Regions from separate parts of the Homo sapiens genome. Here region 1 is linked to region 2. A link is a loop called in an ENCODE intact Hi-C map of the cell type or tissue named here. Cell type or tissue: gastrocnemius medialis. All regions are shown on one strand. Links, peaks and the distances in the headings refer to the core of each region. The heading gives the core; the rest is flanking DNA.

Region 1 (15,280 bases), core at 3,052-11,051, 220 kb after region 2:
AGGCTCACGCCTATAATCCCAGCACTTTGGGAGGCTGAGGCGGGCGGATCACAGGGCCAGGAGATCGAGACCATCCTGGCTAACATGGTGAAACCCCGTCTCTACTAAAAATACAAAAAATTGGCCGGGTGTGGTGGTGGGCGCCTGTCGTCCCAGCTACTTGGGAGTCTGAGGTAGGAGAATGGCGTGAACCCGGGAGGCGGAGCTTGCAGTGAGCCGAGATGGTGCCACTGCACTCCAGCCTGGGTGACACAGTGAGACTCTGTCCCCCACCCCAAAAAAATTAGCCAGGTGCGGTGATGGGCACCTATAATCCCAGCTACCTGGGAGGCTGAGGCAGGAGAATCGCTTGAACCCAGGAGGCGGAGGTTGCAGTGAGCCAAGATCACGCCACTGCACTCCAGCCTGGGCTACTGGAATAGGGGTATTTAACAGATGCCAGAGAAATTAGGGACACCCTAATCCCAGGGCCACTCCATAGCATAGCTAACAGATGTGATAATGTTTCCACCCACGGAGAGCACTTGGCTGGAGGGTGAGCCTCCCTACCCTGAGGCTGTACCAAGCTGCTGCAGTTCCAGCCCCGGAAGTTCCCTTTCGCAGGCCTATGCTAATCAAAGCCTATGACTTGACAAGATTCCTGGCAGCAGTAAATGCATTAGTAACAGGCAACAAAGGCGAAACCATTAGCCAGGCAAGGTATGAAAGGAGTCATAGCACCATGAAAACCCCAAACCTGGCACCAGGGCCGATAACTGCCCCCCAAGGCAACCCACAAGCCTAAGTGTTAGTCACGCTACAGATATTTGTTGAGTGATTACTGTATGCCATTTGCAGTTCTAAGCAGCAGGGACACAGCTGGGGAACAAAGCAAGGCCTTGCCCTCCACAGAATTGAATTCCTACTGGTTCCGGCACTGATGGGAATAGACTTCTTTTTTTTTTCTTTTTTTTTTTGAGACGGAGTCTCACTCTGTCGTCCAGGCTGGAGTGCAGTGGTGCGATCTTGGCTCACTGTGTAACCTCCGCCTCCTGGGTTCAAGCTATTCTCCTGCCTCAGCCTCCTGAGTAGCTGGGACTACAGGCTCACACCACCACGAATGGCTAATTTTTGTATTTTTAGTAGAGATGGGGTTTCACCATGTTGGCCAAGATGGTCTCCATCTCCTCACCTCCTGATCTGCCCGCCTCAGCCTCCCAAAGTGCTGGGATTACAGGCATGAGCCACCATGCCCGGCCTCCTCTACCTTCTTTTCTGAAGGAATTTAGAGGGTGTAGGGGGTATTGGGGTAGAAAAGATCATCTAAGTGCTGGGATGCAGAACAATGAGAAAACACATCTGGAACTCTTTGGAAACAAAGTGGGAAAGGACTAGAAAAGCAGCCAGCTGGAAGACAGAGGCTCCCTGTCACCGCCTTGGGATGCAGCATCTGGCCATGACATTGTGTCACTGTGCACTGGGAAGACAAGTGCATTCACAATTTACATGTGATAACTGAATCATATTGAGAAGAAGAAATTTGATACACGGGAAATAGCATGTTTGCATGTTCTTAGTGTCAAAAGGTGGAATGCAGTGGGTGAGCATACCCCATTCTAGGACTTGCCCTTTCCCCCTTGCTATTCCGGGTTAGTTGCACTGGGAACTGCCACGTCCCTGGAACTCCATCCCCTGGCTACTGTTCACTGTGTAAGGATGGAGACCTGACTTAAGCTGAATGATTCAACCCCTTCCATAGGAATTTTTAAAGTGTATGCAGCCTCTTTTAGGGGCATTTTACCTGTAACAGATAAAACTTGGGGCCCATCAGCAAACTTGTCACATGATTGAGGAAACAGAGATAAATAAAGCAGACCCGCAGAGATGATGCAAGGCGGGAGAGACTTCTGCCTTATTACTGCACAGCGATCCACTTTATTCCTGACCTTGACCACAAAAAGGGTCTCCCACTATGCTTCTAATGAGGTGACTTATTGTCTTAAGATAGTAGAGTTCTGTAACTTGGTAACCAAAGAGTGCTTAATAAATACATTTTTAAAACCCTCACATTCCATTTAATGGCAACTGAGCGGCTTAGACAGTGCGTGCTGAAAGGCTCAGAGGTGTGCAGAGTCACTAAGGGCTGGCTTGGAGAAGTGGGACTTAAAGAATAAGAGAGCACGGGGCACAGTGGCTCACACCTGTAATCCCAGCACTGTGGGAGGCCGAGGCAGGTGGATCACCTGAGGTCACGAGTTTGAGACTAGCCTGGCCAATGTGGTGAAACCCGGTCTCTACTAAAAATGTAACAATTAGCTGGGCGTGGTGATGCATGTCTGTAATCCCAGGTACTCAGAAGGCTGAGGCAGGAGAATCGCTTGAACCTGGGAGGCGGAGGTTGCAGTGAGTTGAGATCGCACCACTGCACTCTAGCCTGGGCGACAGAGCGAGACTCCATCTCAAAAAATACATATATAAATAATAATAATAATAATAATAAAGGGAACATTGGCCAGGCACAGTGGCTCACGCCTGTGATACCAGCATTCTGGGAGGCCGAGGGTGGGTGGATCAGGAGGTCAGGAGTTCGAGACCAGCCTGGCCAACATAGTGAAACTCCGTCTCTACTAAAAACACAAAAATCAGTCAGGCGAGACGTGATGGCACGTGCCTGTAATCCCAACTGCTCGGGAGGCTGACGCAGGAGAATCGCTTGAACCCGGGAGGTGGTGATTGCAGTGAGCCGAAACGACGCCATTGCACTCTAGCCTGGGCGACAGAGCAAGACTCCATCTCAAAAAAAAAAATAAAAAAAAAAAAGAATAAGGAAGCATTTAAAAGCAGAAGGTGGGGCGTGCAGACCCTGGATGTGGGCTTGGTGTGAGCAGAGGGTTCAGGGAACAGAACTGTGGGAAGGAGGCTGCAAAGGCAGGTTAGGCCACACGTGGGGAGCCTGGGTGGCTAGAGACAGCATGTGCCCTCCTAAAAGGGAATTTTTTTGTTTTCTTTTTGATTGGCATTTTCACAACATGAAAAGTGAATTTTTAAATGTGATCCTGTAGGCAGTAACAAAACACTGAATACTTCTTTTTTTCAGGGGACAAGATCTGGCTCTGTTGCCCAGGGTGGAGCGCCGTGGCGCAATCTCAGCTCACTGCAACCTCTGCTTCCCAGGCTCAAGCGATCCTCCCACCTCAGCCTCCCAAGGAGTTGGGACCATAGGTGTATGACACCATGTCAGGCTATTTTTTTAAAAAAAATTTTTGTAGAGATGGGTTTTGCCATGTTGCCCAGACTGGTCTTGAACTCCTGAGCTCAGCTGATCCGCACACCTCCACCTCCCGAAGTGTCGGGATTACAGGCGTGAGCCACACTGAATGCTTTTAAGGGGGAAAATACCACATTGAATGTAGTATGAGGACAGTTATTCTGGAAGAATGGGTTGAGGGGAGTCAGTGAGAGGCCAATTAGGAGACCCTTCAGAGTAAAACAATGAAGTGGAGAGGGAGGGATTAGGGAGAAGGGGTAGAGAACAAGGGTTACTGGGAGAGAACTTTGTAGAGAGCCTTGGTGACTGTCCAGGGCTGAACCGCAGAGAACCATGGAGCTGTCTCAGCTCTGAGGTGAGGAATGAAGGATGCAAGTTAGGAACCGAAGCTGCCTGCAGGGAAGGAGAGAGATGGGGTCAGTGGGGCTTCGGGAACTCTCTCCTCAGCACTGTGGGAAGGAAGTCAGCCAGCAGGCACACCGGCTTGACAGAAAGAACACCTCAGCTGTAGACACCATGCTGCCGTGGCTGGCCTTGGGCTAGTCCTCCAGCCCCCAGGTGCCCCATTTCCAGGAGTATTTCCAGATACTGAGTCCTACCTCCTCACCACTCCAGACTCTATTTTTCAAACGTGGAGGTGGCTAAGGATGGTTCTGGTGTAGAGTCAGAAGCAGACAGGTTTTGGGGGGAAGTGGGGAGGAAGTCAGAGAGGAGGTGCAGCACTGTCAACTGATCTCACCACTCAGCAGCATTCAGAGGCTACTCCGGCCACCCCTGCCTGAATCCCACCACCAGAACTAACCTGTGGCCCACCCTGTCTGTTTTGCTAGAAAATAATGAGCTAACAGGAATGATCCATGACTTTTTGTTACTAATGAACATCTGCTCCCTTTCTTAAAGTGCTTAAAGTAATAGAAAAAATAGTAGAAAATCCAGAAGGTACAGAAAACTGTAAAAGGTCTCACTCTGTTGCCCAGGCTAGAGTGCAGTGGCGTGATCTTGGCTCACTGCAGCCTCAACTTCCTTGACTCAAGGGATCCTCCCGCCTCAGCCTCCTGGGTTGTTGAGACTACAGGTGTGCACCATCACGCCCGGTTAATTTTTAAAAAATTATTTGTAGAGGGCTGGGCGCCATGGCTCATGCCTGTAATCCCAGCACTTCGGGAGGCCGAGGCGGGCGGATCACGAGGTCAGGAGATTGAGACCATCCTGGCTAACACGGTGAAACCCCGTCTCTACTAAAAATACAAAAAATTAGCCGGGCGTGGTGGCGGGCGCCTGTAGTCCCAGCTACTCGGGAGGCTGAGGCAGGAGAATGGTGTGAACCCGGGAGGCGGAGCTTGCAGTGAGCCGAGATCGCGCCACTGCACTCCAGCCTGGGCGACAAAGCGAGACTCCGTCTCAAAAAAAAAAAAAAAAAAAAAATTTATTTGTAGAGATGGGGTCTCGCCATGTTGCTAAGGCTGGTCATGAATGCCTGGGCTCAAACAGTAATCCCACCTCAACCACTCAAAGTGCTGGGATTACAGGCGTGAGACACCACACCCAGTGGAAAAGTGATTCTTTTTTTTTTTTTTGAGATGGAGTTTTGCTCTTGTTGCCCAGGCTGGAGTGCAATGGCACGATCTCGGCTCACTGCAACCTTCACCTCCAGAGTTCAAGCAATTCTCCTGCCTCAGCCTCCTGAGTAGCTGAGATTACAGGCATGCGCCAGCATGCCCACCTATATTTCTGTATTTTTAGTAGAGATGTGGTTTCTCCATGTTGGTCAGGCTGGTCTTGAACTCCCGATCTCAGGTGATCCGCCCACCTTGGCCTCCCAAAGTGCTGGGATTACAGGGGTGAGCCACTGTGCCCAGCCGATTCTCCTTTTTTTGAGATGGAGTCTCACTCTGTTGCCCAGGCTGGAGTGCAGTGGCGTGATCTCGGCTCGCTGCAACCCCTGCCTCCCAGGTTCCAGTGATTCTCCTGCCTCAGCTTCCTGAGTAGCTGGGATTACAGGCACGCACCACCACACCTGGCAAAGTTTTTTGTTTTTTTTTTCTGAGACGGGAGTCTTGCTCTGTTGCCCAGGCTAGAGTGCAGGGGCATGATCTCGGTTCACTGCAACCTCCGCCTCCTAGGTTCAAGCGATTCTCCTGCCTCAGCCTCCCAGTAGCTGCGATTACAGGCACGAGCCACCATGCCCGGCTAATTTTTGTATTTTAGTAAATACGGGGTTTCACCATGTTGGCCAGGGTGGTCTCAAACTCCTCACCTCAACTGATCCGTCTGCCTTGGGCCCAGACTTTTTTTTTTTTTTTTCTTTTTGAGACAGTCTCACTGCATTGCCCAGGCTGGAGTGCGGTGGTGTGACCTTGGCTCACTGCAACCTCTGCCTTCTGGGTTCAAACAGTTCTGCCTCAGCCTCCCAAGTAGCTAGGATTACAGGCGTGCTCCATCACGCCCGGCTAATTTGTGCATTTTTACCCTGTTGTCCAGGCTGGTCTTGAACTCGTCAGCCTCAAGTGATCTGCCCACATCAGCTCCCCAAAGTGCTGGAATTACAGGCCTGAGCCACTGCGCCCCGGCTGGAGAAGTGATTCTTAATACATTGTAACTGAGGGTCATATTGTGAACAAGACACACTATTTAGAGAAATGATACTAGCTGCTGAGCTGCAGGGAGGAGCGTGCTGGAGTTTTCCAAGCTCCTCAGATCACATAGCTTTTCGTTCTTCCTGTTTAAAAACGTCCCATTCCCTTGGCTTGACTCCTCTGGCTTCCCCTTCTGTGCAGCCACTGCTAGATCACCACAGATTGTCCCTCCGGATGCCTGAGGGCTCCTAACTCAGCTCCTTGCCTTCAGCCTTGTTGCCTTCAAATCCACCTTCCAAACGGCCAAGTGGGTGAAAGGGCGCGGGGGCTGCCTTCCCACGGCTCTCGGGACAGGCTCCCACTCCCGCACAACCTGCCCTGGTTTTCCTCTCCCTCACCCCCTGCTTTCAACTTTTGCTTTCGGAACACGTCAGTCTTGCTTCCGAGTCTTGCACATACTGTCCCCTTCACCCAGGACACTCTTTCCGCATCCAAACCCAGTGATTTACAAACTGTTCTTTGGGCTTCAGCTCAGACGTCACCTCCTCCCACATGCCTTTCTGGAGTCACCCCATTCTTGGCTAGGAGCCCTCTCCTGTTAACCCATTGAATATTCAGTTGCAGCACTTACTGCATTACATTGACACTGACTTGCTTCCCCATGAAAATTACCAGTTATTTGTGAGTTAAGACGGTCTTGAGGCTGGGCACGGTGGCTCACGCCTGTAATCCTAGCACTTTGGGAGGCCAAGGCGGGCAGATCACCTGAGGTTAGGAGTTCGAGACCAGCCTGGCCAACATGCTGAAGCCCCATCTCTACTAATAGAAAAAAAAATTAGCCAGGCATAGTGGCATGCACCTGTAGTCCCAGCTACTCGGGAGGCTGAGGCAGGAGAATTGCTTGAACCCAGGAGGCGGAGGTTGCGGTGAGCCGCCATCATGCCACAGCACTCCAGCCTGGGCGACAGAGTAAAACTGTCTCAACAACAACAAAAAGTCTTGGGGCAGTATCCTGGCCACGGCGCAGAGGCATCCAGTAAGCATCCTCAAATCAAGAAGCCACAATGACTCCCCATCTGACTTTGCTGTCAGACTTGTCACGAGACTGCTGGCTCCACTGTAGAGCTGTGCTCATTTATTCCCACTGTGAGGAGCTGGGTTGGGGGCCTCAGGGTGATGACCACGTCCCCGCCTACTTCCTCTTATTAGCAGAGCAAGGGTGAGTGTTCCCAGGAATGAGCCCCTCACACTAGTAGCCAGGAGCCAGTTCTTGACTTATTGCCAAGAAAATCACTTGCTTCCTGGCTTGGATGTTGCCTGGGATACCCCATGGTCAGGGGCGGCCACTTCCTCGTGCCCACCCCTTCTGACTCTATCCAACAAATGGGATGAGTGTCCCTGTCCCACTGGCTGCTCTTCCCCTTTCCCCCAATGGTTTATTTGCTAGAAGAGTCTTTTCCTACCAACTCTGAGCTTGATGCAGACAGACAAGACACTTACCTGCTTTCGGTAAGAACCTCTGCCTTTTCTGGAACCCAGGATATAGTTCAGATCGCTGCTGAGCTGCAGGGAGAGGTGGCTTTCAGTGTCAGCCAGCTTGGACTGGTTTTCCCTTCTGTGGTCAGTTTCCCTCCCTCTGCCTCCCCCTCATCACCACTGCAGGGTTCCAGACTCTCACCGCACACTGCACCTTCAAATAGGTTGGGTTTGAAGCAAAACCCAAAGAGGCTACTATCCAGTCAAGCCACGCTGCACCTCCCCAGGTGGCAAGTAGGTTGCTGTTTACTTGGTGGCTAGTATGACTCGGACAAAAAGTCCAGGCTGGGAAAAGATTTTAACAAGGCAGCTTGGGGGTGAGGGGAGATTCACCGCCCACTCAGAGACCTGGAAGCCAGGGAGGAGGACAAACACTGAAAATCAATGCAACGCAAACACTTTTGCAAGACATTTGGTGCCAGAAGCAAATCTCTGCTTCTCAGTCTCATGCACTTTTCTTACTGCTGATAACCGGCTATTTCAATGATCCTGGGAGGCATCCTCCCTGCAGGAACACATTTTCCTTTCACTTTGCATGTATTTGTTGGGGGCTATCACGTGCTCAGCTGCAGGAGGGCTGCAATGTAGTTTTGGCACATTCTCAATGCTTAAGAATGTTACAAGTGTAAAAAGCAAAGAAGAGGGCTGGGCGCGGTGGCTCACGCCTGTAATCCCAGCACTTTGGGAGGCCGAGGCGGGCGGATCACGAGGTCGGGAGATGGAGACCATCCTGGCTAACATGGTAAAACCCCGTGTCTACTAAAAATACAAAAAATTAGCTGGGCGTGGTGGCGGGCGCCTGTAGTCCCAGCTACTCGGGATGCGGAGGCAGGAGAATGGCGTGAACCCAGGAGGCGGAGCTTGCAGTGACCTGGGATCGCGCCACTGCCCTCCAGCCTGGCTACAGGCTGGGCGACTCCATCTCAAAAAAAAAAAAAGTAAAGAAGAGGTTCCTCTTAAAAGACTTTCCTCCCCATCTAATTAAAAATAAGTAGTAATTTCTCTTAAAAGCAAAATTTATTCAAAGACCTGTGCTAACATTCTTAAATATCTACCAGCCATAATAAAAAAAATCAATGTACTTTATACAGGCCGGGCACGGTTGCTCACGCCTGTAATCCCAGAACTTTGGGAGGCCGAAGCAGGTGGATCACAAGGTCAGGAGACTGAGACCATCCTGGCTAACACGGTGAAACCCTGTTTCTACTAAAAATACAAAAAATTAGTCAGGCGTGGTGGCAGGCGCGTGTAGTCCCAGCTACTCGGGAGGCTGAGGCAGGAGAATGGCGTGAATCCGGGACGCAGAGCTTGCAGTGAGCCGAGATCGCACCACTGCACTCCAGCCTGGGTGACAGAGTGAGACTGTCTCAAAAAAAAAAAAAAAAAAAAAAAAAAGATGTACTTTATATTCTCGGCTCCCACAGTTTAGCCTCAATATTTGCCCTGCCATACTTATACTGGTCCAAACAAACATTAGGTCATAGCCTGTTCCTCTTCCTTATTTAAAGGTGTTTTTACCTTTCTCGATATTCCACAAGTTCCTTCCTCCTTCCTTTATTCTCATCTGCCTTTTTTTTTTTTTTTGAGATGGAGTCTTGCTCTGTCACCCAGGCTGGAGGGCAGTGGTGCCATCTCGGCTCACTGCAAGCTCAGCCTCCCACGTTCACGCCATTCTCCTGCCTCAGCCTCCCGAGTAGCTGGGACTACAGGTGCCCACCACCACACCCGGCTAACTTTTTTGTATTTTTTTAGTAGAGACGGGGTTTCACCATGTTAGCCAGGATGGTCTTGATCTCCTGACCTCGTGATCCGCCCGCCTCAGCCTCCCAAAGTGCTGGGATTATAGGTGTGAGCCATCGCACCTGGCCTATTCTCCTCTGCCTTTGCCTCTTTTAAAAAGTTGTAAGTTACTAGCCAATCAAAACAAATACAAAATATAAAGTCCCATTCCAGCCAAAAAAACCAGACAGCAATAAAGTAGACCCATCAGGTTATAAACGACCCTGTCTCCTTTGTTCAGTATACTCTCGTGACAAAACTGCTAGCAAGTGTACCCTTTCTGCAGAAAGTATAAAAATGGCCTTACTAAAAAAATTAAATTTATATTCAAGTGCTATTTCTTTACGGCACCAAGGAACAAGCATTCCTACAAGTGAGTTGTGAACTCAATGCTGCTTGAGTTAAGGAAGGTTTCTTGGAGTTTTGGAGACATGGAAAGGTTTCAGGAAGAAAGTGGCAATTGATTTTGGGTTGGAGGAAAGGCAAAGATGTTGATGGAATTATAAAAGCAAGGATAGAGAGGTAAAATGGAGATCCACTGGCAAATTGTCTAATTTGGGGCAAAAGGCTGTTAAACCACGTTGGGTCTAGATGAAACAGGGCCCTGCTGCCAGGCGAAGGATCTGGGAGAGGTGAAGAATCAGCACTGGATACTTTGAAGTCAGATGCACGTTCAGATTCCAGCTCCTAAATTATGAAGTAATACACTTTAGGGAAGCTACTTTAGTGCTTTTTTCATAAAAGGGGAATGGGACATCCATGTAACAGGATTGTAATTAATCTGAAATGAGGCTGTAGAGTGGACTTGAAAATAGGATTGCTTTTGAAACAGTTTGAATCTTAGTTTACTGCTTACTAGCTGTGTGACCTTAAACAAGTTACTTAAGTTGTCTGTGTTGCCTGTTCATCTATGAGATGGGACTCATATCTAGATGTAGTGCACTTAGTACAGTGCCTGGCACATAAAAGGTATTCACATGCTAATTCTTTGTAAAATATACATTATTTTTGAGACAGTGTCTTGCTCTGTCGCCCAGGCTGGAGCGCAGTGTCGTGATCATGGCTCACTGCAGCCTTGACCTTCTGAGCTCAAGCCATCCTCTCACCTCAGCCTCCCAAGTAGCTGCGATTACAGGCATGCCACTATGCCTGGCTAATTTTTGTTATTTCTTTGTAGAGACGCGGTTTTGCCATGTTGCCCTAGGCAGGTGTACAACTCCTGACCTCAAGCCATCTGCCTGCCTCAGCCTATCAAAGTGCTGAGATTACAGGTGTGAGCCATCACGGCCGGCCCATGCTAATTTTCTTCCCACCTTTTCTGGTGGGCAATGGAAAGCTGATAGAGGATGCTATGGAGTAGGGACCCGACGGGACAGTTCAGGTCTCTGGCAGTGCCAAGTGGTTTGGACAAGTCAGGGAGATTACACAGTAAGCTAGGCAAAAGAGAAAATGACAGGCTGGGCCAGGCACGGTGGCTCGGGCCTGTAATCCCAGCACTTTGGGAGGCTGAGGTGGGCGGATCACCTGAGGTTGGGAGTTCGAGACCAGCCTGACCAACGTGGAGAAACCCCGTCTCTACTAAAAATACAAAATTAACTGGGCATGGTGGCACATGCCTGTAATCCCAGCTATTTGGAAGGCTTAAGCGGGAGAACCGCTTGAACCCGTGAGGCGGAGGTTGTAGTGAGCCGAGATTGCGCCATTGCACTCCAGCTTGGGCAACAAGAGCGAGGCTCCAGTTGGAAAAAAAAAAAAGAAAATGACAGCCTGCTCACAGGAGGGAAGAGATGTGAATGGTTTCTGTGAAGATTATACAGGGCTTGGTGGGTGATTAAACACGCCAGAGGCAGGTATCAGATTTGAAACACGCATCAGCAGGAGGAAGATACATTATCCCCCCACTGAGAGTGTTAGAAGCAGGGGGTAGGTAAGGAGACGGGGAGGGAAGAGAAGTTTGGCAGCTGACATGAGCTTAAAGTAGCAGTTGCAGATGAGGGGGTGACAGCAGGCACCAGAAACAGCGGTGCAGTGCCGTGTCACACCCACAAGCATGGTTCAAAAAAATAGAGATCGGCATTGGTGCGGATGTAGAGAATTGGAACCCTTGCTGGTGAGAATGTAAAACACGGCAGCCATGGTGGAAGACAGTATGGCAGGTCCTCAAAAAAGTAAACACAGAGGCCAGGTGCGGTGGCTCACGCCTGTAATCCTTGTGCTTTGGGAGGCTGAGGTGGGAGGATCACTAGAGCCTGGGAGTTTGAGACCAGCCTGGGAAACATCCAAGACCCCATCTCTTTATTTTTTGAGACGGAGCTTCACTCTTGTTGCCCAGGCTGGAGTGCAATGGCACGATCTCGGCTCACTGAAACCTCTACCTCCTGGGTTCAAGTGATTCTCCTGCCTCAGCCTCCGGAGAAGCTGGGATTACAGGCATGCCCCATCATGCCCGGCTAATTTTGTGTTTTTAGTAGAGACGGGGTTTCTCCATGTTTGTCAGGCTGGTCTTGAACTCCCCACCTCAGGTGATCTGCCTGCCTCGGCCTCCCAAAGTGCTGGTATTACAGGCGTGAGCCAACACACCTGTCCAAAAATTTTTTTAAAAAATTACTCAAAAAAACCCCAAACAAAAAATTAGCCAGGCGCTGCGGTGTGTGTCTGTAGTTCTAGCTACTTGGGAGGTCGAGGAAGGAGGATCATTTGAGCCCTGGGGTTGGAGGCTGCAGTGAGCTATGATCATACCACTGCACTTCAACTTGGCAAGACCCTATCTCTATTAAAAAATAGAAAATTTGGCAGGGCGTGGTGGCTCACGCCTGTAATCCCAGCACTTTGGGAGCCCGAGGTGGGTGGATCACGAGGTCAGGAGATCGAGACCATCCTGGCCAACATGGCAAAACCCCGTCTCTACTAAAAAATACAAAAAATTAGCTGGGTATAGTGGCAGGCACCTGTAGTCCCAGCTACTCGGGAGGCTGAGGCAGGAGAATGGCGTGAACCCGGGGGGGCGGAGTTTACAGTGAACCGAGATTGTGCCACTGTACTCCAGCCTGGGTGACAGAGCAAGACTGTCTCAAAAACAAAACAAAACAAAACAAAACAAAAACAGAATGAGTCTGCACAGAGTGACAAATGAGGCTGCAGGCAGAAATAAGAGCATCCCGAGGGAGGGCTCCTGGGCTCAAGCGATCCACCCACCTCACCCTCCTGAGTAGCTGGGATCACAGGTGCACACCATCAACCTGGCTAATTAAAACAATTATTTTTTTGTAGAGGTGGGGCCTCATTATGTTGCCTGGGCCTGATTTTTTTTTTTTGGAGACAGAGTCTTGCTCTGTCCCCCAGGCTGGAGTGCACTGGCTCAATCTTGGCTCACTACAACGTCCATCTCCCAGGTTCAAGTGAGTTTCCTGCCTCAGCCTCCCGAGTAGCTGGGACTACCACACCTGCTACCACGCCTGGCTAATTTTTTGTATTTTTAGTATAGATGGGGTTTCACGTTAGCCAGGATGGTCTCCATCTCTTGACCTCGTGATCCGCCCGCCTTGGCCTCCCAAAGTGCTGGGATTACAGGTGTGAGCCACCGCGCCCCAGCCAACTTAAGTCCTTTCTAAAAATTTTTTTTACTTTATATAAACTGTTTGTATTCTTTTTTCTATGCTATGCCTCAGGTTTGAAGATGTTCAGCTCAGATTACCTGCATCTAAGGACCAAAATGTAAATGCCAGGGCCATTCTTCCAGGTCAGTTTGCATCAGAACCATGCAGGTTGCATCTGTTGCTAGTTACAAGAGAGAGCTAGGCCCTTCTTCAGTTTAAGGTCTTAGGCGGGATGCCAAAATCTGCATTTCCAGCAAGTTCCCAGATGATGGCCAGGCTACATTGTGAGAACATCACAATAGATCATGTGAGTGAGAATGATCAGGGCAGGCTGAGGTGGTGGGGAGAGGAACACCATCACTTCTCCCAAGCTGCAGTTTCTGCAGATCTACGCTGCCTTTGGGAAATGTTTAGCATCACACTGGACATAATTACTTGCGCTGCATTTTCTGAATTACACAGTCTTCGTCTTAGAGTGGAGCCAGGGCAAAAGAGGAATTCAAGCTGGAACAAGGAGTCCGAGAAGACGCGACTGCTGGACAGAACAAGCGATGAAGCCAGTCCCCAAACTGATGAGCCCGCAGCTCCATCCAAATTAAATGGGCTGAGAACACCAACACTCCACCCTCCCGGTACGATTGCATGGCAGGGAGGAACCAAAAATATTTTTCCTTCATCTGCTATCTCAGCTAAGCAGTACACTCTTTCTAGCACCTCACTAGAGTCCAGTTTTTCTGTATTCTGTATTCACAATACAGGTTTATTATGAACTCTGAGCAGATGAGGCTATTTTTCCCCCTTTTGGTTTCTTAGTAACTAGGCAAAGTACAAGGCTCACGGTGGGTATTTAATAAATACTTACTGACAACTTGCCTGCAAGCGAGTCGACGTTCATCTCAGTTGTTGAGGCACTCACGGGCCAGGCTTCACTCGACTCTTCTCACTGCCTACTCAGTTCCTTCTCAAAGCAAAGCCCGTGGATATATCCAAGGAACTGGCTTCATTGCTTTTAAAAATTCTGTCCAGCTTTAACTGGCTAGAATAGGGGTCCTCGTCCTTGTCATATGCTGTCCAGAATGAAGTCCAAATCCAGGATTCTGGGAGCATGTCATGCTTTCTCGAACCTGCAGGAGTCTCAAGGGCACCTGCATTGATATGCATGTCATGGCTGTAGAAGGGGGCTGGCATTGCAGCACACAATAGCCAAATCTGGGGATTTTCCAGATGCCTTCGCCTTCTTGGCTAGTATTTTTCACTGAAGGTTTTTTATAAAACTGCTTAAGGAAACTAGGGGAGTGAGCATTGCTAGCAGAAAGGGGACTAAAATAGATGCACAGAGGTCCCTTAAAAGTCCAAAGGAACACCACGAGGCCAGGGAAACATCTGCAGGGTCAATGCAGAGAAATCAACAGCAGTTGTGGGGGAGGACAGTGAAGGCAGCCACACAGCAGGCAGCTGCTGCTGGGTCACCCAGGGCTCTGCCGCGGCTCCATGAGCGCCCAGAAGGAAAGGTCCCATGATACCTCTTGCATAACAACTGCATGACATAGGCCGTTCACCTTCCAGGAAGATTCCAGGGTAAAGATCAGCCCCCAAATAGCCCGTCTGGATGGTTATTTTCTCAATTCCGTTGGTAGCACTCTCAGAGAACATAGAGTATAGCAAAATGGAGCCCACAAAGGGGCTGATTTATAAAACTTGCGTTGCCTTTCCTTCCAGTAACACGAATTGGTTTAGAGACAAGAGACATTAATCTTTAACAAGAGAAGCACCTATGGATGTCTCCAAATGTCAAAATAGAAAGTTGATCAGAACTTTTGAGACTAATCTACAGTAACAATGTATAGCTTCCTGTCTCCCTAAATCTTGCCCGAGTAGCTTTTATGCTCTTATTTTAAGAAGCTCACTGTGTAGGATTATCTGTGTAAGATATATTTACCCAGGATGCTTAACAAGCGTTAAACAGTAACAGTTCCAAAAATAGAGCCACATTTACACTGCCTACTGCACTGTTTTGAAACAGTTAACCAGTGGAAGATGCTAACTTTTGGTACATATATTTGTTGCTGGTTTTGGCCCGAAGAAGATAAATCTGGAAGCACTCTAAATGGCTAAGTTCCTTATAAAAAATAAAGGCCGGGCACAGTGGCTCACGCCTGTAATTCCTAGCACTTCGGGAGGCTGAGGCAGACAGATCACTTGAGCTCAGTTCTAGACCAGCCTGGGCAACATCGTGAGACAAAAAATTAGCTGGGTGTGGTGGGGTGCCCCTGTAGTCCCAGCTGCTTGGGAGGCTGTGGTGAGAGGACTGCTTGAGCCCGGGAGATTGAGGCTGCAGTGAGCTGAGACCATGCCACTGTACCTAGCCTGGGCAACAGAGTGAAACCCTGTCTCAAGAAAAATTAAAGCCTATCTTTTTTTTTTTTTTTCATGTTGTGAGAATTTAATAAGTCAATGAACATAAGGTGCTTAGAACCAAGCTTAGGGTATGGAAAACAGAGAATAGATGTTTCTTGTTATTCTTTTTTTTTTTTTAATTTATTTTT
Region 2 (13,538 bases), core at 181-8,180:
CAGTGCGCCGTGCGAGGGGCACTGTCTTCTTCATGCTCCCTGGAGCACCACCAAAGAAACGTAAACAATACCCCACGAAAGCAGGGTCAGGGGTCAGGGTGCGATCGAGACCCAGGATGGGGGCGTCCAGTCATGCCCACCCCAGCATCACAGGAGACATGGAGGTGCGGGCAGGCTCCTGAATTATTATGCAAATTAGGAGGACGCAGGAGGGGTCTGCCCTCCAGCCGAACACCACACACTGGACCCTAAGTGGCCAAATGCCTGGGCCGCTTGCTGGCTGTGGCCTGAGGCTTGTGGGTTGCTGCATTTTGCTTGTAGTTCACAACCATTTTGACACTGGAAAATGCTGACTTTGGGGGACAGGATGAGGCCCTACATTCTAAGCCCCCAGTTGGCAGACAGGCATTGTCCCTGTTCCACATTTATGTCGGGACAGGAGATGACCTTTTCCTCCGTGTTTTTCCTGTGTTTGCACGTTGAAATGAAGCTGACAACCTGGCAAGACGCTCAGCCGCTTCAAACCCTTTTTGTCAATTAACTTATTTTTTAATACTTGAAAAGAAGTAACTTCGTTTGTGTATCTTTACTAGAGGAACTGATCACCTGCGCCCGGGTGCGGGAGCCACAGCGGCATCTGGTGCGTCCTACGCGACCTGGTCCGGGGCTGCCCGGTGCTCCTCACGTGCATCTATTTATTAGCCTTTCTCTTCGTATCACTGGCCTGGCTGGCATCAGGGAGCTGCCCAGAACCCCTGTGTGGGTCCTCCTCACAGCTTTCTGTCCCCTCCTCCACCCGGTGCCTGCCTCACCCTGGCGCTAGACCATCTGGACCACTCATGTGATGAGGGTGCATTTCCGTTCTGTTTTGGGCCAGGCCAACAGCAGAGCTGCCACTCTCACCCTCCCAGTGAGAATTCCGGCTCTGCAGAACTCGCCCTTGTCTCAGTTTGGGGGCCAGGGCATCACCTTCCTCCGCACATATGTTAAAGAAGGTTTCAGGATGGGCCCTCATCCACACAGGCCAAGAGGGTGCAAGGTGGGACCCTGGAATCATGTGGCTGGTGAGAATTCCCTCCTCCCAGCCTAAGATTCACCCAGACGGAAACGCGAGTGCTGCAGTGGATGCTGGGATGCAGGCTGGTGCCTCTCAAGCAGATCAGCGACTCCCGCCCTTCCTTCCGAAGGCGACGGGCACCTGCCTTGTGCCGGATCTTCATGGGGACATAAAGGGCGAGCCCCGAATCACTAGCTCCTATAGCCAAACTGTTCCTTTCTCACGGTTCCGCACCAGCCTGGCTGTGTACAGCTCATCAAGCCACTGAGCTAATCGGGGTGGGGTGCTTGTCCATCAAAGCAGTCAGCACATAGCCCAGCGAGGAGCCATCCGGACCAGACCCGCCTGCCAGGGGCGCTCCAGCCGCCTGCCGCCTCCGTGGGCTGGGGCCAGCTGGGAGCAGAGGCCTGGCCCCTCCAAGGCGTCCCGCAGTGGAGCAGGCTGAGTGGCTGTGCTGACCTTGGGCTTTCCATGGGAACCACACTGTGCTTCAACTTGAACATTCATCCCAGCTGCAAAGGAGCAAAGAACCTGTGTCATCCTTGTCTGTCCAGAAGCTGCCATCTCTCTCCCATGCACATCCGGGAGATAACGCCGCTAGTGGCCGCCACAGCGCTGATTCTCCACCTGTTCTCACGTGAGGCAAAGGTCTCCTTTTCTTTTCTCTTTACTTAAAAAAGGGGAGAGGAGGGTTTCTAGATTCCATCTTCAAACCCCAGTCGTCCCATAAAATTGGACGTGGGAAAAGACCTTCACTGCCTGCGTGGCCTTTCCCAGACCTCTCCTCGAATGCCACAAAACCGGTCCAGCCCCGGCAGAGCCGCCTTCGGCCCTTGTAGCTCCTGCTGGCCCCACAACAGGGAAACAGTTTGCAAAGTGGCTTGGAAGGAGTGTGGCCTAGGGATCTGCTGTAAGTGGCCAGACGTAGCAGGAGAGCCCAGTGTCACCTTCTGGTCCTGGTCAGCCTTAACACTGTGGCATCCTCCACAGCACACACGGCAGCCTGCAGTCTGGAAGGTGGACCCGAGCCTTTGCAGAGAGGCGCCGCAGAGCCGCAGGCCTGCGCCCCAGCCTTCTGCTCCCGACTGTGAGGACACCCAGTTCTAGTAGAGCACTTTTTTTAAAGCTCCCATTTTGTAACCACTAGTTTGCGGTTGACTTGAGTACTCTGGTGACTTCCTGCGTCAAGCGTTCTCAAGCTGTGAGAATGTGCGCAGCTCCAGGCAGGTTTTCTCTCGGAGAGTTAAGTCTTCCCTTGAAGGCAGGGAAGCAGGATGGATACACATATATCACACGCATAAAACACCAGGTGCGGGAGCAGCCCAGACTCAAGGCTGACTAAACTGGAGGCTGAATACCGTGGAGGTCCACATGCAGCTTCCCTGGAGGGCAGGCCGGAGGCGCTCCCGCCCCTGGGCTTGAGGATGCTGCACCCCGTGGGCTTCCAGGCCTGCCCAGATGATGCCTTCAGGCCTCTGTCCCTGGCGGCCATCCTCAGGCCGATTTTGACCAGCAATGATAGACTCTTCTTAACCCTTTCAAAATAAATTTTTCAGTGGGACAGAAAGGAGAGTTAAAAAACATTTTTTTAAAGGTGGTAACATCTGACCCACAAAGGGAATGGGTCTGTTTTATGCAAAATAAAAGTTTTTCAAATAAATAGTGTGTTTCTTAAGTCATTTTACTGTATTTTTCAGGTGGATGGTGTAGGTGCAAGGTATGACGCATCTAGCTCGTGCCTGGGTGCGTGCAAGACGGTTTAAAGAATACATGGTTTTTTTTAAGTTCGTGCTTTTTTTTAGTCCTCCATAATATCCTGGCTCAGCCACAACTGCTGTCACTTGAGTAAATGTCTTAGGCAGCCAAGTTTGAGAAGCAGCCACTCTTCAGACGAAGCCCCAGTAGCTTCTGGAAGGGAAGTGTGCTCTTTGAATTGGAGATACTCTGAGTCAGGGTGATGCTGTGGTCCTGGCAGCCCTCCTTCCAGCCCTGCCTGGCTCTGTCCTGCAGCACAGCTGACCCGGGAGTCCATGGCATGGGGTCTGCAGCACCCACGCCTAAACCTTTCAGATGTTTCAACGATCTCGAGGTCATTCAGTGCGTAGGGTCACTGCTCGTTAGCCTGAAAATTGTCCCCAGGAGATTACAGGGAACAGTCCTGGCCAGCTCCTCTTTCTTTGTTCTAAGAAGCCTCCGAGGCACGCCCCAGCTGTCTCTCTAACCCCTCCCTCGGTGTGTTGCATTGTTGGGAGCACGGCTGACCCTGTGACCATCCAGGGGCGCCATGCAGGGAGGGAAAGACCGCAGCAGCTCTGTGCACGTGAGCCACACCGCCTACAGGCAGCTAGAAGCCACTCAGTGGAAGCTGGCTCCCAGTCCTTCCAGCTGCGTTCCCAGCTATTCCAGAACAAAGAAAGGCCTGGCTGGGACAAATGTGGGCGTGTCAGGTAGAACAGAGGACAAAAATGGATGAGCAGCTCAAAGTGCATATCCTGTGGCCCTAGAGGACATCCCGTACAAGGAGAGCTGGGTCACTTGCCTGTTGGGAAAGGAAATGGGGCTTGGTAGTCACCTGACCCCCAGGCTCTTGTTCCTCAGAAGGGCTTGCTTGTCAGAGCTGCACCAGGCAGCCTTGGGCTGCAGTTCACAGCCACCTCAGGTGGCAGGAAATGATAAGTATTGCTTTAGGGAGGACACCAGAAAGGAAGGCTGCTGGGCCAGGCCAGAGCCACTGTCAGAAGCACACAAAAAGGCCACACGCCGTGGCGCACGCCTGTAATCCCAGCACTTCTGGAGACCGAGGCATGAGGGTCACCTGAGGTCAGGAGTTCAAGACCAGCCTGGCCAATATGGCGAAACCACGTCTCTACTAAAAATACAAAAATTAGCTGGGTGTGGTGGCACACTGGAGAGCCTGAGGCAAGAGAATTGCTTGAACCTGGGAGGTGGAGGTTGCAGTGAGCCAAGATTGTGCCACTGCACCCTGGGTGACAGTGAGACTCTGTCAAAAAAAAAAAAAAAAAAGTATAGGCTCTATCATTTTTAAATTTTAAAAACTATTTTAAAACAAAAAACAAGAAGCTCTTCTTTCATGAACCACCACATCTTTAACAGCTCCAAAGTCCCTCCTGAACCCTGAATCCTCACATAGTCCCATCTTAAGAATCAGCCAAAAATGAAGGGACAAGACATGCCATTTTATTCCATTTTATAAGCTGGCCACACTGGCCCACGTGCTAGACCCTCCCCTCTTCGTGTCCCCTGCTCGGATGACCTCCCCAGTGATGCCCAGTGAGGAGGGTGAGGCCATACCACCCAAACACTGGCCGGGGGCCGGAGCCTCCTGCCGCACACAGCACAGGAGCCTATGAGACCAGGCCCGTGGCCCTCCCAACAGCCTGTGGCTGCTCAGCTTCACCAGGAGCTTTTTCAGCAGCCTCTTCGTGTGCCCCCTGCCCCAAGGTCTTCCTGCAGCGGGGGCTTTGCCGGGGAAGGCAGAGGAGTCCAGTTGCTGTGGGTAGGCCACATGTGCCACAGCCACACTGCCAGAGAAGCCACCTACTGCCAGGACGGAGGAGGAAGACAGTCCCTGTGCTGCACACACAGCCCCTTTTCATGCCCCCGCGGCGTCCGAGCCACAGAGTGCACATCCAGTACTGGAGCAGGCTGTTTCCAGCCGTGGGGCCCAGGGTGGGGCCAGGGTGGGGTGGCTCAGGACTAGGTGGATGGGGCTGAGGGCCTCCCTGGACAGTCAACACCTGAACCGTGGTGAGGCTGCCAGTATTGAGTGGTCCCCAAAGTAGCCAGGGATAGCATCCTCCAGACGCGTAGGTGCGTGTGGAGCTACCTCGCGCAGCTGTGTGACACGAGACTGACTGAAGCTGCTGGTGTCTGCCCACCCACAAGAGGGCGGCAGGGAGCACAAGTTAGGTGAGCACCAGCTCGGTGTCCTGGCGGGATGTGTTCCTGTCTCTTCCCCCGACGTCAGCCTGGTCACAGCACTCACCCGGCCGGCGCCTCGCATTCCTCCCACCGACTTGGGACTGCTGACCAACTTAGGATGGGGGAGCACGTGGGAAGGCTGGAGGTTCCGGAGTCGGGCCCCGTGTAGATGCACAGATGCCTCCTGATGGGAGAACCCTAGGAGGACTCGGGAGGCAGCCCCCTGCAGCTCGAGGCCAGCCTCCCTGTTTCACGAACTTGCTGGGCCCCCGTGGAGTCCGTGTTCCCAGAGGGTTCAGCCGGCCCCATTGCCCCAGCCACCCCTCCACCCAGGCAGCAGGTCAGAGCTGGTGTCCCAGCAGCAGCTCCAGGGACAGGCCACGGGTCCCTGGGTCTTCACAAGGCCATCGTCAAGGATGAGGGATTTGTCCAGATGGGTGCTGGAGTGTCAGCGTTGAGGGGCTGCTCAACCCACAGGCACCCGGCCCAGCAGGCGAGAGGAGCCTCTCAGTGGTCAGCCCCCATGAGTGTCCAGGGCCTGCCTTTCTTTTCTTTTTTCTTTTTTCTTTTTTTTTTTTTTGAGACAGAGTTTTGCTCTTGTTGCCCAGGCTGGAGTGCAATGGCGCGATCTCGGCTCACCACAACCTCCGCCTCCCAAGTTCAAGTGATTCTCCTGCCTCAGCCTCCTGAGTAGCTGGGATTACAGGCACACGCCACCATGCCCGGCTAATTTTGTATTTTTAGTAGAGATGCGGTTTCTCCATGTTGGTCAGGCTGATCTCGAACTCCCGACCTCAGGTGATCCGCCCACCTCAGCCTCCCAGAGTGCTGGGATTACAGGCGTGAGCCACTGCGCCCGGCCCAGGGCCTGCCCCTCTAGCCCCCGGTTGTCTCCCCGGCAGAGTGGCTGCCAGGTCTTTCTCGGGAGAAAAGGAGAGAGAGGCACCTGGCAGCCAGCAGCTCCCTTTCCCCAGTGGGTCTCACTTCTTTTAAAAATGTTTTTAGAGAATTAAATACCTTTCAAAAATGTATCTCGGACCAAACTTGTTCCCTCGGGGGGCTGGGATGCCTTCCACCCGGAGGCCCCAGCACAGGGACCACCTGCCCAGCCAGACCGCCTCAGCAGGCAGCTCCTGCAGGTCCCGACTCTCTCGGCTCCTCCATGGCCAGTCATTCCCGCCCGTCCCCTGCGCTCTGTGTCTGTAGCTGCTAAGTTGCCGCTGCTGGCTGGTAAGAGAATTCTTCCTGTCCTTCCCCTGGTGTGGCCATGTATTTTGACAAGAAAAGACAAGCAGGAAATTGTCTTTTTCCCCAAGCTTCTTGCCCACGTCAAGGGCAGGCCTGCTCCACCAGCATCTGCCAATGCTTTGTTATCTCGGAGCAATCGCGTGCAGCTAATGGGAGGGGTCTCTGCTGTTGGAGAGGGTGGGATGGGAGGAGTCTCAGAATCAAGATCCAGGCAAGATCAGGGATAAAAAATTGGAAACCCACTTATTTCAAGCCAGGATTGTGATAAGAAGGACTTTGGTGAACAGCCCTAGGGTGAGGCCCACAAGCAGAAGCAATCGGATGGCACCAAAGACAGCACCGGCCCCCAGAACCCTGCAGAGCCTTGAGTAAGCGGGGAAGGCTTGCTGGCCTTCCCAGGCATGAGCATCCTATCCCTGGCCCCAGGGAGGGGGTAGTCTCTGCTCCCACCAGGTCAAGGTTTGGAGGAGGGTGAAGAACTTCGTGCATGAGACAAGGGGCATCAGAACAAGGTCCACCCCCAGCCTCCTCCCCCTAGCACCATCCTTTCCTCCTCCCTGGAGAGTCCTCCAAGGCCCCGGGGAGAACTAAAGCACAGCCACGCTCTTGGCAAGGCACCATGGCAGCAGAGCACGTAGGCGTAAGCACATGCAGTAGAGAGATTTGGTGTAGAGAAATAGAGATTAAGTAGGGCTAAGGCAGCTATAAACGTCATAGTTTTAGATGCATTTTCAGGTGCCAAAGAATTGCCCTTGGCTTTGAGAGCTGGACGGTGAGCTCAGCTGGGGCTGGGAGCCGGTGGCACCGTGTAGTACTGAAGCTTTCCCACACAGGGCCCAGGGGTGGCAGCGCCCCATCCAGGGAAGTCCCCTGGGTGGATCCGCCATTCAAAACTTTCCTGTCCTTTTCCTCCACGCCAGCGGAGATACAGGCTAAGACTCCCTAATGCAGGATTTCCTTTGAGCATCATGTCGGCAAAGATTCCAAAATCTGAAAAATTGAAACACCTCTGGTCCCAAGCATTCTAGATAAAGGGATACACACCCACCTGAAGGCCCCCCCCCCCCGCTTCTCCATCAGCACCTCTAAAGATGATCCCAAGAGCCTTCATCCCTCTCTCCAGGAAGATCTTTTACTGGAGGCCACATGCCTGTGAGAACCAAGCGCTAGACCAGGCGTCTGCCTGGCTGGCTGATGCCGGGTGCGGCTCTCCAAGCCTGTTTCTACCTTTGAACCAGGAAAAGAACATCCACTTCTCTGCCCCGTAAACAGATCCTAGACGCTGAGCACTTTGGGTTTTGTGGGGTGCTGGGCCATCCCTCTGTGGCTGCCTGAGTTGGTCCCATACAGGCATCTCTTCCCTGAAGGCTGACCCGGCCCTGCCCACGGCACGCCTGGGAGCGGCTCCTGCCCAGGCCTATGGCCGGAAACGCCACAGTGGCTCCTCTGGCTGGCATGAACTTCACGATGACACCTGGGTCTCAGTGCAGTTTGTAGGAAAGGAAGGATGCCACGGGGTCAGATCGTGTGTGGGGGAGATTTGGTACAGAAGCGAACACAGGAATGAAGATGGCAGAAACGTCACGTAAGGCGAGGCGTGTGTCTGCTGGCCTCTCGCCTATCGCAGGTCTGAACTGCGCACAGCATAAGGCTGCAGTGCTGAGACTCAGCCCCTCCCCGGGGGGCCACAGCCTGGGCCGTTCACTCTGCACGTGGCAGTCTTGGTTTCTGCACCTTTGAGCAGAATGCTAGACACAGTGGTGGTTTGCCCTCTGCTCAATATCCCTCTAACAAATCACCATGCAAAACATTCCAGCTGGGCACAGCCACCCCACGCCGGGACCCCCACACCGGGACCTCCACTCCCTTCCCTCTGCTGGGTGTGATTTGGCCAATATCCAAAGAGTTCACTTCAGAAAGGGCAGGGTGAGAGGAAGGATATCATGGGGGTCCCTGGGCTGGGCCAGCCCTGGGGCGGACGCCAGAGGGCCCAGCTCCCTCTGGGAAATCCTGCTCGCCCTGCCCCAGCACCCATTCTGAGCCACAGCCAGACTCTGGGAGGGCTGTGCTTGGAGTTTTCCAGCCCTTGGGCCTTAGGAGTTAGCCCTCTGAAAGTTGGTGGCGAGGGCTCACTAGCAGCTGAGGGTTGTTGGCATTAGATAGAGCAGTCCCAGGGAAAAGGCTGCTTGAAGCAATATGGGAAACCCCAGACTGGTCTTTCTGCAACAGCTGAGTCATGCCAGCCTCCCAGAGCTTCTGCAGGGTCACACCCACCCAGCAGCGGGGCTGGGGAATTCCTGGGGTCTACTTGCCTCCGCTCAGTGGGTGGGACTGGTCTTCACCATGGCCGTGATTTCACCATGGGGGTGAACATGATTTTCACCCCCCCAGGCTCTGGTCCTGCATCTCGCCATCTCTCCCCTCTCCTCTAGCAAGACTCTTGCCCTCACAACCCACCGGCCCTTCAAGGCCCAGCGCTTGGGGAAAGCACCTCCTAGGCAGGGAGCCACCCAGCCAGGCACCACCAGCCAGGCCCTTCTCTAGGCTGTCAGGGCAGAGCCCTGGGTCTAGGCAGAGAGGGGAGCTCTGTGGTCGGTGCTGACTTGGCCAGGAGCCACCAGCCCCGGTGCTGTGGCCCTTTGATGTTGGCTGAGAGCTCTGGGCCATCCCTGCAGCCCCAGTTCCTGGGGAACTAACTGCAGGGAGGGCTCTGTGCACCTGGCCTCCTGCCATGTGATGGTGTGTGTTCACTCTGTTTTTCCAACCCAGGTCTCGGGCAGGCGTTTATTGTCGGTTTCTGTCCCAGAGATGAGGGGAATGGGGTGGCCAGGAAGGAGGAAGCCTTCACTCCAGCAATCAGGCCCCCGCCAGTACTGGGGTGGGCTCCAGTTCAGGGGCTTAGGAGGCACCATGGAACGCATGGGCTTATTCCCAGGGGAGCAGAGGCCTTGTGCAGACCTCACCTCCTGCAGTGTGGGGGGATGAGATGCCTGGAGGGGCAGGAGGGAGAAATGGCCCACTTGGTAATAGCCATTACCGCGTGTCAGCCCTGGCCAGCAGGGGACAGGCCACCTCTGCCCCTGCCTCCCCAGCCCTGTCCTCAGGCCAGGAGGACACTGGCCCCTCCACCCCTCATTCCTTCTGCTTCTGAGAGCACCTGAGCTTCAGTGAGAGCACAGCAGCCCGGCCGGGGAATGAGCGGCACCTGGAGACAGCCCACCCTCAAGAAGAGCATGGAAGTGTCTGGGGCGGATGGTAGGGACAGGGGCTTCAGGACAGGGGAAGGCGGTGGGGGCAGCTGGCAGGGAGGGGGTGAAGTTCCAAGGGTGCACTGAGAAGGGGACTGGGGTGGAAGGGGAAAAGGGCAGTGCGTGGCAGCCCCTCTGCTCCTGTCTTTCTCCCCATGCCCCTCGGGAGCCGCCATCCAGCCCCCACTCTGAAGCACCTCCCACAGGGACCCCAGCCACCCCACTCACAGCACACACAGCTGCTAGGAGCCTCCCACCGCACTGCCGGGTAATCACAAGCCACGCTTCCTGAGCGCATGCTGGGTGCCTAAGACCTTGCGTTTCATGTATTCACAGCCCGCCTCTGAGGAATGTACTATCATCTCTTTGATGACAGGAAATTGGGGCCCAAGAAACTTGATCTGGGGCCTCAGGATGCGGGGAGCTGGAGGCCAGCTTTTCTGGGGGCAGCCCCTGGCCAGTTACAGCTCACGAAGCTCGTCAAGGATAGAGCTGAGAAAACAAACTCTGAAGGCTGAGCTCTTAACCACCAAGCTAGAGGCCTCCCGCCCTCCTCTTGACCTCTGCCCTGGGAGGCCTGCCCAGACCCCCGTGCCCACGCACCCTCTGCCCTCCAGATGCACAGATGCTTCTGGTCAGAACCGCACCCTGCTCTTCAGTGCACCAGTGTCCCTTGTAGAGTTCTGTGCCGTGGCTTCTATCCCAAGTCACTCGGGAGTAAGCTACGCGCACTGTCTCCCCATCTTCACCCAGGGATGTGAAGAGCTGGTGACCGCGGAGACGCTGGATGGGACAGCATCAATCTCGGCACTCTTGGGAGGAGAACCTCAGAGGAAAGCCGGGACCCCGTCAGACTGAGCTAGCAATACGCCAGGTCCGGAGCTCCCAGTCTGTTACTGCAGCGAGCCTGCAGAAAGAGTCCGCCATCAGGAAGGTGGTGGACTTCTTTCTCCAGGTGCCGCCACTACTGCTCTGGAGCCGTGGGAATGCTGCAGTCTCCTTCCACAGAGAACGTGCTCTCCAGGTGTGTGGAGTGCCTCAGCCGACAGCCTCGGGCTGCAGCCACAGAGGCCACGTGCTCCAGGCACTGAGCCAGTGGTATGGGGGGTCTGTCCCTTGTTCCTGCAACAGCATCCTTGGCCCTGAGCTGCTGTTGGTGTCGCAGCAGGGCCCTATCAGATCTGCTTCACAGCCGACCAGTTCTCTTCCTCCCTCTCTCCCCTCCCAGGGGTCCGATCCCCATTGTGATCTGAAGGCTGTCCCTGTCCAATCCCGCCCCTTCCTCTTGGGTGTCACCTCCCACCGAGCTTTGTCTCAGCATCTGCTTGCCGGAGGATGGAAACTGACACCTCTGTCCTCTGCTGAGTAATACCAAGACGAAACCCAAAGGACTTTTCTCTTTTGTTTTTTATTTTTATTTTAGAAACGGGGTCTCACTCTGTTGCCCAGGCTAGCCGTGCACTGACACGATCACAACTCACTGCAGCCTCCACCTCCCGGGGTCAAGCCATCCTCCCACCTCAGCCTCCTGAGGAGCTGGGACCACAGGCACACACAAACATGCCTGGCTAATTTTTTATCTTTCTTATTTTTTGTAGAGATGAACATCTCACTGAATTGCCCGGGCTGGTCTTGAACTCCTGGTGGCCCAGTCTGGTCTCGAACTCCCAAAGGACTTTTGAACAAAAACTCTCAAACTCATTGTTCACCATGGAAATGCAAAACCAAAATAGCACCGAGCTATCATTTTATACTATTAGACTGGCAAAGGTTTGGAGGCTAGATCCTGCCCAGTGTTGGTGGGGATGGAGCAGGGCGGCCTGCAAGCCCTGCTGTGGGATTAAAGTGTACCACTGGGGAGACCTCACCACAGGCCCACCTTAGACGGGAGCTCTGTCCCTACAGTTTGGTCCCCAGATATCTCTCTAAAGAAACCCTCATTCGGGCTCAGAGCACCGTGTTTGAGGATATGAATGAGAGTGGCTCGTCATGGCGGCAAGTTGGAGGTCACTGGGGTTCCATGGTTTGGGAGGCAGTTGGGCAAAATGCAGGGCTGCCCACAGTGGGGACCCCATGGCACTGGAGGCACACGCGCAGCAATGTGGAGGGACCCAGCAGATGGAGCCGGGTGGAGAAAACGCGCCAGCTCACATCTCAGTTAAAACACACGTGCACGAGCAACAGCACACTTGCTCGTGAGACTGCCTAGGAGCCAGTCCACGGCGCGGAGAGAGCCGGCAGCGCTGTCTCATTCACTGTCTCAGTCCAGCTTCCAGCCCTGCGCCATCCTTATGCGAGAGTCCCTCAGGTGTGTGGCAACCTCAGCTCTGCACACCCAGCCTTGGACACCCACAGCGCAAACAGGGACCCTCCCAGAGCTGCCCCCAAGCCCTCCCCTGGCCTGTGTGCGGGCGTCTGAGCGGGTGGAGGCCAGCCATGGGCTCTGCTTCCCTGTGAGCCAGGGTCTGGGCTGAGTCTAACCTAGAGGCCCAGGGTGAGCGCCGGGGAGGTCACATCATTCCCGGAGTTTGGAGGGATCCAACACAGCTCCCCTGAAGTTGGCTGTGACTTGGGCCTGTCAGAAGCAGCCTGAGAGGAGGGTCGCAAGTGACCCAGACCTGGGAAGGAGGGAAAGGTTTGAATTTTGCAAAAAAAAAAGATAACTTTGCCCTTTTCGCTTGATCTTGGGGGGACAAGATGGGGGTGACGCCTCCCGAGACCGGGAGAGGAAGGCCACCTGGCGAAGCTGCAGTCCCAGCATTATCTGTATGTTAAATTGATGTTTTAAATCAGAGTTGATATCCAAGTAATTAAAGAATAACTAACAAGCACAGGGACTAGTGAGGGGCTGGGCCAGATTCTCTGCAACCCATATGGCTTCACCTACTTTCCAAACCCCCGGTTCTGTGAGGACCGAAAATGACCATCCCAGACTATTCCAGAAACAGCCTGGGGATTCTGAAAGTTTCCCAGAGCATAGGCAGTGAAAGAGAGAGAAGCTCAGCCCTTCTGGAGGGGACGGGTGGCTCAGAACAGAAGGTGGAAAGGGAGAGAAGCTCAGCCCTTCCAGAGGGGATGGGTGGCTCAGAGCAGAAGGTGGGGATGCAGTTCTGGGGGCGCCATGGCCGAGCACCACAGACCCGGGACTTGCACAACAGAAGCGGGTTTCCTCACAATTCTGAGCCGGAAGGCGGAGATAAATGCGTGGGCACGGCTGGGTTCCCCGGACGCCTCTCTCCCTGGCGCAGAGACGATGTGTTGTTCTCCCCGGGTCCGTTCCTGTGTGGGTGTCCGCGTCCCCATCAGGACACCAGTCAGATAGGAGGAGGGCCATCCAGTGACCTCACTTCACCTTAATCACCTCTGGAAAGTCCCTGTGTCCAAGCACAGTCACGTTCTGAGGTCCTGGGGGTCAGGGCTTCAACTTACGAATTTTGAGAGCATTCAAGTCAGCCCACAACAGTGGACTCTGAAATAATCTTTTAGGAACTGGACTCCTCAAGGACGCTTTAGAAAATGCCGGCCTCGTTCTGTTGCAAAGGGGTAACTGAGGAAGAGGGGCTGAATTTTCACAGGAAGACGAGCCCGGTGGCAGGAAGTGACAGTGAGAAACTGCAGCATAAAGCGGAAGCAAAGGCCGACTGTGACTATGTGGTCGCCAGCTCGCCTTCCCCGTCAAACCTTGCTGGATTTTGTGTTTCATTTTCATTGCCAAAAACATCATTCAGGTCGGGTGCAGTGGTTCATGCCTGTAACCCCAGCACTTTGGGAGGCCGAGGTGGGAGGATTACTTGAGCCCAGGAGTTCAAGACCAGCCTGGGGAACATAGCAAGACCCTGTCCCAAAAAAAAAAAAAAAAAAAAAAAAAAAAGGCCAGGTGTGGTGGCACACGCCTGTAATCCCAGCACTCTGGGAGTCTGAGGCGGGCAGATCACCTGAGGTCAGGAGTTCGAGAACAGCCTGGCCAATATGGTGAAACCCCGTCTCTACTAAAAATACAAAAATTAGCCAGCCAATCATGGTGGTGGGTGCCTGTAATCCCA

The links. Peaks named below come from ENCODE experiments on the same cell type or tissue, not always from the same donor. Only the 100,000 strongest peaks of a DNase experiment are listed, where the experiment ranks them.
Region 1: it touches region 2 in a loop (7-fold over the local background); 5 of 110 quality-filtered maps call a loop at or near these places.

What each region holds. Positions count from the first base shown.
Region 1 is chr22:17,562,030-17,577,309 of GRCh38, reverse strand. It overlaps SLC25A18 (solute carrier family 25 member 18), which reads right to left and starts at 13,812. Exons shown (of 11, transcript NM_031481.3): 1 at 13,597-13,812; 2 at 7,324-7,386. LOC105372850 (a long non-coding RNA gene) reads left to right here and starts at 7,232. Exons shown (of 3, transcript XR_001755420.2): 1 at 7,232-7,332; 2 at 12,807-13,041; 3 at 13,197-13,613. RefSeq lists enhancers at 7,139-7,889, 7,890-8,641 and a silencer at 13,747-14,041. In gastrocnemius medialis, for the core only: no CTCF peak of the experiment used is centred there; DNase peaks (open chromatin) are centred at 6,289, 6,995 and 10,799; H3K4me3 peaks cover 2,168 bases; H3K27ac peaks cover 6,829 bases.
Region 2 is chr22:17,776,828-17,790,365 of GRCh38, reverse strand. It overlaps MICAL3 (microtubule associated monooxygenase, calponin and LIM domain containing 3), which reads left to right. Exons shown (of 32, transcript NM_015241.3): 32 at 1-2,717. LINC00528 (long intergenic non-protein coding RNA 528) reads right to left here and starts at 13,076. Exons shown (of 1, transcript NR_103718.1): 1 at 10,885-13,076. RefSeq lists a silencer at 1,633-1,845 and enhancers at 3,704-3,753, 5,004-5,113, 2,274-5,455, 8,362-8,811, 8,173-9,186 and 3 more. In gastrocnemius medialis, for the core only: CTCF peaks have their summits at 3,400, 4,743 and 4,951 (motif pointing right); DNase peaks (open chromatin) are centred at 3,055, 3,435, 4,542 and 4,965; H3K27ac peaks cover 4,241 bases.